Regions from separate parts of the Homo sapiens genome. Here region 2 is linked to region 1. A link is a loop called in an ENCODE intact Hi-C map of the cell type or tissue named here. Cell type or tissue: heart right ventricle. All regions are shown on one strand. Links, peaks and the distances in the headings refer to the core of each region. The heading gives the core; the rest is flanking DNA. Region 1 overlaps ABAT (4-aminobutyrate aminotransferase). Region 2 overlaps ABAT (4-aminobutyrate aminotransferase).

Region 1 (5,331 bases), core at 332-5,331:
TGGCCCCATCACATTCATATGTTACCTCTATTTGTGGAATTATTTGGTTCATGTCTTGTCACTTATAAGACTATACACTTTAAGGTAGAAGTTGTGCATATGATTAGACTTGAATTCCCATCATGATACCATCTGGCACTGTACTGGAAGCCCAATACATTTTTGTCAAATTGTTAGTAAGTCTTGATTGGTGCAGTCTCTTTAGAGGGCAACGAGGCAATGCCTATCATATTCTAAGGCTACAGCAGTCAAGATGTGGTATGGGGGCAAAGATTAAACACACGGATTAATAGAACCGAACAGAGAATAGAAACACATACATGCATATATGGACACTTGATTTTTGACAATGGAGGCAGTGATACTGGGCCAAATGAACTATCTATGTAGGAAAAAATTAATCATGATTCTACCTAATACAATACATAAAAATCAACCCTAGGTGGATGCTGGAGATAAATATGAAAGGCAAAACATGAAAGCTTCCAGAAGATAATAGAAGAAACAACACAAATGACGTTGAACTTTTTTTTTTTTTTTTTTGAGACAGGGTCTCACTCTATCACCCAGGCTGGAGTGCAGTGGTGCAATCTCGGCTCACTGCAACCTCTGCCTTCTGGGTTCAAGTGATTCTCCTGCCTCAGCCTCCCAAGTAGCTGGGACTAAAGGCACCTGCCACCACGCCCGGCTAATTTTTTTGTGTATTTTTAGTACAGATGGAATTTCACTATGGTGGCCAGGCTGGTCTCGAACTCCTGACCTCGTGATCCACCTGCCTTGGCCTCCCAAAGTGTTGGGATTACAGGTGTGAGATACCATGCCCAGCTGGACTTCTTAAGTAGGACACAAAAAGCATTAACCATAAAGGAAGACCAGGCTTGGTGGCTCATGCCTGTAATCCCGGCACTTCAGGAGGCTGAGATGGGAGGATCACTTGAGGCCAAGAGTTTGAGACTAGCCTGGGCAACATAGTAAGACCCTGGCCTTGGTGACTATTTGCCTCTAATGAGGCAAAGGGGTCCACAGGATGGGGATGAGGGAGAAAAATTTACTTTTTTTTCTGTAGATTGAGTTGCAGTGTTTGAGTGTTTTACCACGTGCCATGATTGCCTATTCAAAAAGTAAATTGTTAAAAAAACAGAGTAAGTCTATACAGACTTGAGGAATAAAGGTACAGGAAGGGAAGGAGGAGGGCTTCTAAGTCCCTGGCCCTGGGAGGTCCTCCAATAACCCCATGTTTGGAGACTTAGGTTTTGGAGCCAGGCAGATCCTAGTTCAAGTCCTGTTTCAACTTCTTGCTACCTCTGTGACCTTGGTGAAGAAGCTTAAAAGAAGAAGACCTTTCCCACCTTACTAAGAGGTTAAAAATGAGATAGTCCAAGTAGTACCCAGTGTTACCCAGTGTCTTGTAGGTAGGAAGCATTCAACTTTTGGCCGGGTGCGGTGGCTCATGCCTATAATCCCAGCACTTTGGGAGGATTGCTTGAGGCCAGGAGTTTGAGACCAGCCTTGGCAACATAGCAAGACCTTGCCTCTACAAAAAAAATAAAAAATAAGTAAAATAGCGGGGCAGGGAACGGGCCTATAGTTCCAGCTACTGGGGAGGCTGAGGCAGGAGGATCCCTTGAGCCTAGAGGCCGAGGCTGCAGTAAGCTACGATGGTGCCAGTGCACTCCAGCTTGAGCAACAGAGTGAGACCCCTGTCTCTTAAAAAAAAAAAAGAGCATTCAACTCTTATCATCCAGTTTTCCAATTTAACAACCATTCATATAATGTTTCAAAAGGTAGTTTTGTTGTTGCCATTTTACAGGTGAGGAAACTGAGGCCTGGACAGAAATCACTGGCTCCCGGGCACTCAGGGAGCCAGCAGCACAGCTGCTTTCCAGACTCAGGACTTTCCCCTGATCTCACAGGTCTAAGACACAGGCCTCAGCCCAAGCCCCACCACAGGCCTTTCAGGGGATGCACCGCGTGGGACCTGATGGATGACCCGCAAATGATCTGATTTGTTGACAGGTGGCTGCTGCTGGAAGGACTGCTCAGTCCAAACAAACAGCAAGCTGCTCAGCTTCTGTTTTTGTTTTGTTTTTTGTTTTTTGAGATGGAGTCTCACTCTGTCGCCAGGCTGGAGTGCGGTGGCGCGATCTCGGCTCATTGCAACCTCCGACTCCCTGGTTCAAGCTATTCTCCTGCCTCAGCCTCCCGTGTGGCTGGGATTACAGGCATGCGCCACAACACCCAGCTAATTTTTTTTGTATTTGTAGTAGAGACGGGGTTTCACCGTGTTGACCAGGATGGTCTCCATCTCCTGACCTCGTGATTCGCCCGCCTCAGCCTCCCAAAGTGCTGGGATTACAGACCGGAGCTCAGCTTCTGAAGAACCCGGAAGAGCGGGACCCAAGACTAGCACCTGCTCCGTGGGAGGGCAGGCGGCCAAGTGCTCTCGGCAAACACTTTCCGTCCAGATGTGCGTCCCCACCTCAGGGTCACTGTTTCCCTCTCTCTCCACAATGCACCCACCATCTCTTCCTCTCAAGGGAAAAAAAACAGACTAGACCCAACCTGGCTCACCTATGATCCGGGAGTGGTTCAGCAAGCTTCAGCATGCCTTCACCTCCACCCATCCAAGGCCACTCTGCACTTCCAAAGCCCCTGAGTACAAACAAGGTTGGCCTTGCACTCCACACCCTGTCTCTGGGGCTAAGGAAAGCACTTTCAGACTTTCTCCACATACCATCAGTTCATATTCAGCATTGATGACTTTTCAAGTCTTTCTCATTTGCAGGGGTAGTTCATTTCCCAAACTCTGCTGTGATCATTAGGTGCAAAGACATTATTGCACCCTTTGATGGAGGAGTAAACTGAGGTCAGAGCCAGCAGTGGGCATATGCAGAGGCGTCCATGTGGGTCAGTCCTAGACACCAGGGCTCCAGAGTCTTCAAGCCTCGGTTTCTCACTAGAAATGCTCCCTTCAGTAGGAGACCCTGGGCGAGTCAGTCATCCTTTCTGAGTTTCCATTTCCTGTCTCTGAAATCTGATCAGCCTTTCCTCATAGGGCTGTTGTGAGCGACAAGGTGAGCAACTACACACAAATACACAGCCAATGTGAGTGGCTACTACTCATGGGTCATTGTCATTATCATGGGTAAAGCTGGAGCCAAAACTCTGTCCAGGGTTCTCTGCATGTTTTCTCCCACTCACCCTGCCAGCCTGCCTCTGAATCCCTCCTGGAACCTGTCCCCAGGTCAGAATGTCCACACTCTTCTGTGTGTGGCTCTTTTTTGAGCCCTGCTTCCAGCCCCTTGCAGGACTGGACACTTAGGGCTGGGGCAGGATGCCAGGCATGCAAATTTGCATGCAGGCATTCATTTGCACAAATGCTCCTTGGTGTGTGCATTTTCAGCCTGTCCCCAGACCGGCGCTCAGCCTGCGAAGCCAGCAGAGTGCTATTTACAGCTCTGGGCAGAGAGAGGAGGCAGGCTTTGTTCCCGTGCACAAAACAGCCCTGTCCTGCCGGGGTGGTGCCTTGCTCTTTTGGCTGGTGTTCAGCCAACCTTGCCCTGAAGGAGCTTCCACGTTCTAAAACCTTTTGCAGGAAGGTCAGCAATCTGCCCCTGGGATTGGCTGTTTCCCTAAGGAAATCTGAGCTCAAAGGCTAGTGGGAGAAGGTGTCTGTCTACTCTCCATTCAGCTTCCAGGAGGATCTTTCTCAAGTGATAACAAAATCACATCACTGCCTTGCTTTAATCTCTTCCATGGTTCCCTATGGGTCTCTGAGTCAAGTCCAAATTCAAGATCATGGGTCACCTGGCGGGACATGATCTACTCTTCCTACAGCCTCCTCTTGCCACTCCTCATCCACCCATGCCTCTCCATCACTTGAACATTGGTTTTTTGTTTTTTTGTTTTTTCGATGTTGCTGTTGTTTGTTTTTTTGTTTTTGTTTTGAGACAGGGTTTTGCTCTGTTGCCCAGGCTGGAGTGCAGTGGCGTAATCTTGGCTCACTGCAACCTCCGCCTCCCGGGTTCAAGCGATTCTCCTGCCTCAGCCTCCCAAGTAGTTGGGACTACAGGCGCAGGCTGCCACGCCAGGCTAATTTTTTTTTTTGTATTTTTAGCAGAGACAGGGTTTCGCTGTGTTGCCCAAGTTGGTCGCGAACTCCTGAGCTCAGGCAATCTGCCTGCCTCGGCCTCCCAAAGTGCTGGATTACAGGCGAGAGCCACCACACCCGGCGTAACATTGTTTTTATAGAAAAAGAGTTATGCACTACCTACTTACAACACAAATTTTTGGATTATCTGATTCTAGCCTTGTTCACTTGTTCATTATTATTGTTATTTTGAGACAGGGTCTCCATTGCTCAAGCTGGAGTGCAATGGCGTGATCCTGGCTCACTGCAACCTCCCCTTCCCAGGCTCAAGTGATTCTTGTGCCTCAGCCTCCCGAGTAGTTGGCACTATAGGCACGCACCACCATGCTTGACCAATTTTTTGTATTTTTGGTAGAGACAGGGTTTCACCATGTTGCCCAAGGTGGTCTCGAACTCCTGAGCTCAAGCAATCTGTCCACCTCGGCCTCCCAAAGTGCTAGGATTGCAGGCATGAACCACCATGCCTGGCCTTGTTCATTATTTTCAAACTACTTTGCTGACTCCTTTGTAAGTTGTAGAAAACTGATAGACAAGCAAATTCTGCCTTGTCCAACCATGTTTGCCTCTGTTTTGAATCTATTTAGACCTCCCTTTACTCTTTACATATTTGTGCTTTATTTGACTTTTCCTTTGAACTGGTTCTAATGTCTGCCTGGTTCCCTCATTGAATGAGCCTAATAAAATCATTGAGTGTTTTTGTATCTGTATGAGATTCATGATTTTACCCTCCACCTTTTTTTTTTTTTTTTTGAGACAGGATCTCACTCTGTTGTCCACGCTGGAGTGCAGTGGCATGATTATGGCTCAGTGCAGCCTGGCTCGGCCTCCTTGACTCAAGCGACCCTCCTGCCTCAGCCTCCTGAGTAGCTGGGACTACAGGTGCACATTACCACACCTGGCTAATTTTTAAAATTTTTTGTAGAGAAGGGGTCTTGAGGGGTCTTGCTATGTTGCCCAGGCTGGTCTCAAACTCCTGGGCTCAAGTAATCTTCCTGCCTCAGCTTCCTGAGTAGTTGGGACTACAAGCATGCATCACCATGCCCGGCTAATTTTAGTATTTTTTGTAGAGGCGGGGTTTGGCCATGTTGGCCAGGCTGGTCTTGAACTCCTGGGTTCAAGTGATCCACCCACCTCGGCCTCTCAAAGCGCTGGGATTGCAGGTGCGAGCCACCATACGCTGT
Region 2 (5,372 bases), core at 137-5,136, 49 kb before region 1:
TTTCTTTCTTTCCTTTCTTTCTTTCTTTCTTTCTTTCCTCCTTCCTTCCTTCCTTCCTTCCTTCCTTCCTTCCTTCCTTTCTTCCTTTCCTTTCTTTTTTTTTTTTTTAATCTCAGTCTGTTGCCCAGGCTGAAGTACAGTGGCTCAATCTCAGCTTACTGCAACCTCCGCCTTCTGGGTTCAAGTGCTTCTTCTGCCTCAGCCTCCCAAGTAGCTGGGATTACAGGTGCCTGCCACCACACCCGGCTAATTTTTTTTTTGTATTTTTAGTAGAGATGAGGTTTCACCATGTTGCCCAGGCTGGTCTCGAACTTCTGACCTCAGATGATCCTCCTGCCTCGGCCTCCCAAAGTGCTGGCATTATAGGCGTGAGCCACCGCGCCTGGCCAGCTAGTTTCTTAGTGTTGACAACTGCATCTTGGTGATGTAAGATGTTAACAAGGGAGGAAACTGGTGAGGGCCATATGGGTTCTCCCTGTAATATCTTTGTAACTTCTCTGTAAATCTAAAATTTTTAAAAAATAAGATGTTTATTTATTTATTTTTTATTTTTTTGAGACAGAGCCTCGATGTTGCCCAGGCTGGAGTACAGTGGCACGATCCAGCTCACTGCCACCTCTACCTCCTGGATTCAAGCGATTCTCCTGCCTCAGCCTGCTGAGTAGTTGGGATTACAGGCATCCACCACCATACCTGGCTAATTTTTGTATTTTTGGTAGAGACGGGGTTTCACCATGTTGGCCAGGCTGGTCTCGACCCCTGACCTCAGGTGATCTGCCCACCTCGCCTCCCAAAGTGCTGGGATTACAGTTGTGAGCCACTGCGCCCGGCCAAGATGTTTATTTTAAAATAAAGCCTACTCATACTCCTTGGGGAGGGGCGAACGCTCCTACTGTTTATGCCACCCAGGACATACACACCAGCATTCAACATGCAGACCAAGGACACGGCTAGCAGTTTGTCTTCAGAAGGCAGTAAGGCCTGCCAACAAGGGACACCATGATGACAAGCACAGGGGCTGTGAGAGAGCTGGGGACAGGCTGGAGGCTCACTGGTCTTTCTGAACCTATTTCATGGCCAGCCCCGAGCCAGGCACTTTATATCTCTGCAGGAGGCCACTCTCGGGGCATGTGAAGGGAGGCTCCTGCTGGCGGCTCTGTCTCCAGAGCCACATGGAGGCACACGGAGGAGTAGTTAGCATTGGAGCCGGACAGAGTTGCTTGCAAGTGGCTGTGTGACCTTGGGCAAATGGCTTTGCTTCTCTAAGCCTGAGTTCTCTCACCTGTAAAATAGGATTCACTTGAGCCTCCCTCCCTCATGGGACTATTGGGAGGGAGGTCTCAAAGACGTCAAACAGAAGGAAGAAGGAGCCAGTGCAAGTGGCCATGGGTGTGGGGCAGAGTGGGGGTGAGACATTCCTAAGATGGTGCCTCCCATCCAGTGATCCAGTGACCCTGAAGCACAGCTGGGCTCTAGGTCAATTTCAGAGTCGCTTATGGCTTTCTTTGTTCCTTAGCAGCGATCCCAGATGTGTGTTTTCCCCAGCGGTCCCTGCAGAGATGGCCTGGGGCCATCTGGCTGTGGAGGCCACCGCCTACCTGCAGGCAGAGTGGCTCCAGGGTGGATCCAATCCCATCAGACCGAGGCACTTGGGACAGGATCATATGACAGAGATGGGAGAGAGAAAGGAGGTGGCGATGGTGACAGTTTTATGGATAGTGGGTGATGTGGTTTGGCTGTGTCCTCATTCAAATCTCATCTTAAATCATAGCTCCCATAATTCCCACGTCATGGGAGGGACCCAGTGGGAGGTAATTGAATCATGGGGGTGGGTCTTTCCCATGCTGTTCTCATGATAGTCAATTGAGTAAGTCTCACACGATCTGATGTTTTTACAAACGGGAGTTCCCCTGCACATGCTCTCTTGCCTGTAGCCATGTAAGACGTGCCTTTGTTCCTCCTTCACCTTCCGCCATGATTGTGAGGCCTCCCCAGCCATATGAAACTGTGAGACCATTAAACCTCTTTTTCTTCATAAAATACCCAGTCTCAGGTGTACCTTTATTAGCAGCATGAGAACAGACTAATACAGTGGGACAGTCCCAGAAACACTCACTGGCTGGTCCCTTTATCCCCAAGGGCTCTTCCAGCCCAGGAATCCCTAGTCTGGATGGTATCTTCCATTAGTACCAGTTCTTATCAAGACCCCCGGGGCTTACCAGGCACCAGCAGGCGGTAGCTGTGCTGGAAGCTGCAGGCCAGGCGCTGGGCGAGCAACATGGAGGCCATGACCCCTTGAGGGACAGGGACACCCTTTGCGTGCTGCCACCCTGAAAGAAACCAGAAATGCAGACTTAGGCCCATGAAGACCACTCCCCTCTCAGCCAAAGATCCCATCCCCACCACTTCCCACCTAATAGAGAAAGTTCTTCTGACATTGTCAAATGCTTGGGTTTTATACTGAACATGGACTTTATATATTAGGCCAGGCAAGGTGGCTCACACCTGTCATCTCAGCCACACTGGGAGACCGAGGACTTCTTGAGGCCAGGAGTTCCAGACTAGTCTGGGCAGCATAGCAAGATCCCATCTTCACAAAGACTTTAAAAATTAGCTGGGTGTGGTGGTGCCTGCCTATAGTCCCAGCTACTCAGGAGGCTGATGTGGTAGGATCGCTTGAGCCCAGGAATTTGAGGCTGCAGTGAGCCATAATCGCGCCACTGCTCTCCAGCCTGGGTGACAAAGTGATACCCTGTCTCAAAAAAAACCAAACCAAAACAAAACAAAAAAAACCAACCCAAAACTATATTATACTGAATATATACTTCAATTCACATTTTTTTTTTTTTTTTTTTGAGATGGAGTCTCATTCTATCGCTCAGGCTGGAGTGCAGTGGCTCGATCTCGGTTCACTGCAACCTCAGCCTCCTGAGTAGCTGGGACTACAGGCATGTGCTACCATGCCCAGTGATTTTTTTTTTTAAGTAGAGATGGGGTTTCACTATGTTGGCTAGTTTGGTCTTGAACTTCTGACCTCAAGTAATCTGCCTGCCTTGGCCTCCCAAAGTGCTGGGATTACAGGTATGAACCACTGTGTCCAGCCCTGATTGCCATTCTTATTGGGAGCCTGGAGCAGCCCCTATCCCCCAGTTTGTTTCCTTTTATCATCTCTCCTTGCTCCCTGTTCCCTCTCCCCAGAACACCATTTAAATGTGTTTTGTGTGCCTCCTTCTGTCTGTACATCTTTCTGCTAAAAACCTGTTTTGTTAATTGGTATGTGTATTTTTTACATAAATGGTATTGTATCTCAGAACAAAATTTGTATCTCAGAACAGCGACAGCACCATTCATGAGTCATTCCTCTTCATGGACCCTGTTTCCCGAGTCCTTTCTGTGTGACGCATGCTGCACAAAACGCTTTACATACAGTATGATTAATATTTATTACTATTATTAACATGTACAACCATGCTCCATGGTCTTTTTACAGAGGAGGAAATTGAGGCACAGAGAGGTTAAGTGGTGGATCTGAAAGCCGAACTCACATGTGTGTGACCCCAGAGTCAGCAAACCTCACAGTCACGCAACACTTAGCCCAAACACTCCAACAAAATCCCTCTATTTATTTTGCAACAAGTACTCCATTGAGTGCTGACTTTGTACCAAGTACTGTTTCTCAGACTGGACATACAGGGATGAATGAGGCAGGCCTGGAGCTTACATCTTCATGAGGAACAAAGAGAATGAAATGAATCATAACATAAACAAGGGCATCATTATAATGGGGAGAAGTGCCTTGAAGGAAAAGTGAAAGGTGCTAGGAGCATGATTTATCAGGCTTCTTTCACGTGCCAGCAACAATGGGGCAGGCGTGATTATCCCCATTTTACAGATGAGGAAACTGAGGCTCCAGAAGTGAGGTATTTTAACCCATGTTCACTGTAGCATTATTCACAATAGCCAAGAGGTGGAAGCAACCTAGACGTCCATTGACAGATGAATGGGAAAAAATATGCTGTATCCACAGAGTGGAATATTATGCAGCCTTAAAAAAGGAGGAAATCCTGTTATATGCTGCAACATGGATGAGACTGGAAGACATTATGCTAAGTGAAATAAGCCAGTCACCAAAGGTCAGATACTGCATGATTCCTGTCATATGAAACCTAAAGTAGATTAAGATTCAGTTCCCTCTCCCTCTCCCTCTCCCTCTCTTTCCACGGTCTCCCTCTCATGCTGAGCCGAAGCTGGACTGTACTGCTGCCATCTCGGCTCACTGCAACCTCCCTGCCTGATTCTCCTGCCTCAGCCTGCCGAGTGCCTGCGATTGCAGCCTCACGCCGCCACGCCTGACTGGTTTTGGTGGAGACGGGGTTTCGCTGTGTTGGCCAGGCCGGTCTCCAGCCCCTAACCGCAAGTGATCCGCCAGCCTCGGCCTCCCGAGGTGCCGGGATTACAGACGGAGTCTCGTTCACTCAGTGCTCAATGGTGCCCAGGCTGGAGTGCAGCGGCGTGATCTCGGCTTGCTACAACCTCCACCTCCCAGCCGCCTGCCTTGGCCTCCCAAAGTGCCGAGATTGCAGCCTCTGCCCGGCCGCCACCCCGTCTGGGAAGTGAGGAGCGTCTCTGCCTGGCCGCCCATCGTCTGGGATGTGAGGAGCCCCTCGGCCTGGCTGCCCAGTCTGGAAAGTGAGGAGCGTCTCCGCCCGGCCGCCATCCCACCTAGGAAGTGAGGACCACCTCTTCCCGGCCGCCATCACATCTAGGAAGTGAGGAGCGTCTCTGCCCGGCCGCCCCGTCTGAGAAGTGAGGAGCCCCTCCACCCGGCAGCCGCCCCGTCTGGGAAGTGAGGAGCGTCTCCGCCTGGCAGCCACCCCGTCCGGGAGGGAGGTGGGGGGGGGTCAGCCCCCCGCCCGGCCAGCCGCCCCATCCGGGAGGGAGGTGGGGGGGTCAGCCCCCCGCCCGGCCAGCCGCCCCATCCGGGAGGGAGGTGGGGGGATCAGCCCCCTGCCAGGCCAGCCGCCCCGTCCGGGAGGGAGGTGGGGGCATCAGCCCCCCGCCCGGCCAGCCGCCCCGTCCGGGAGGGAGGTAGGGGGGTCAGCCCCCCGCCCGGCCAGCCGCCCCGTCCGGAGGTGAGGGGCGCCTCTGCCCGGCCTCCCCTACTGGGAAGTGAGGAGCCCCTCTGCCCGGCCAGCCGCCCCGTCCGGGAGGTGAGGGGCGCCTCTGCCCGGCCGCCCCTACTGGGAAGTGAGGAGCCCCTCTGCCCGGCCACCACCCCGTCTGGGAGGTGTGCCCGACAGCTCATTGAGAACGGGCCAGGATGACAATGGCGGTTTTGTGGAATAGAAAGGCGGGAAAGGTGGGGAAAAGAT

The links. A loop is a pair of places that touch in the nucleus more often than their neighbours do. Peaks named below come from ENCODE experiments on the same cell type or tissue, not always from the same donor. Only the 100,000 strongest peaks of a DNase experiment are listed, where the experiment ranks them.
Region 2: it touches region 1 in a loop (2.0-fold over the local background); 10 of 110 quality-filtered maps call a loop at or near these places.

Annotation. Positions count from the first base shown.
Region 1 is chr16:8,684,292-8,689,622 of GRCh38, reverse strand. The region is part of intron 1 of ABAT (4-aminobutyrate aminotransferase); the gene reads right to left. Among named protein-coding and RNA genes, the nearest start is that of ABAT, 12 kb to the right of the region's middle. In heart right ventricle, for the core only: no CTCF peak of the experiment used is centred there; a DNase peak (open chromatin) is centred at 3,455; H3K27ac peaks cover 938 bases.
Region 2 is chr16:8,732,657-8,738,028 of GRCh38, reverse strand. ABAT (4-aminobutyrate aminotransferase) reads right to left here. Exons shown (of 16, transcript NM_020686.6): 2 at 2,220-2,330. The coding sequence starts at 2,289. It overlaps LOC107984840 (a long non-coding RNA gene), which reads left to right. Exons shown (of 4, transcript XR_007064977.1): 4 at 563-600. Among named protein-coding and RNA genes, the nearest start is that of ABAT, 61 kb to the right of the region's middle. In heart right ventricle, for the core only: no CTCF peak of the experiment used is centred there; no DNase peak of the experiment used is centred there.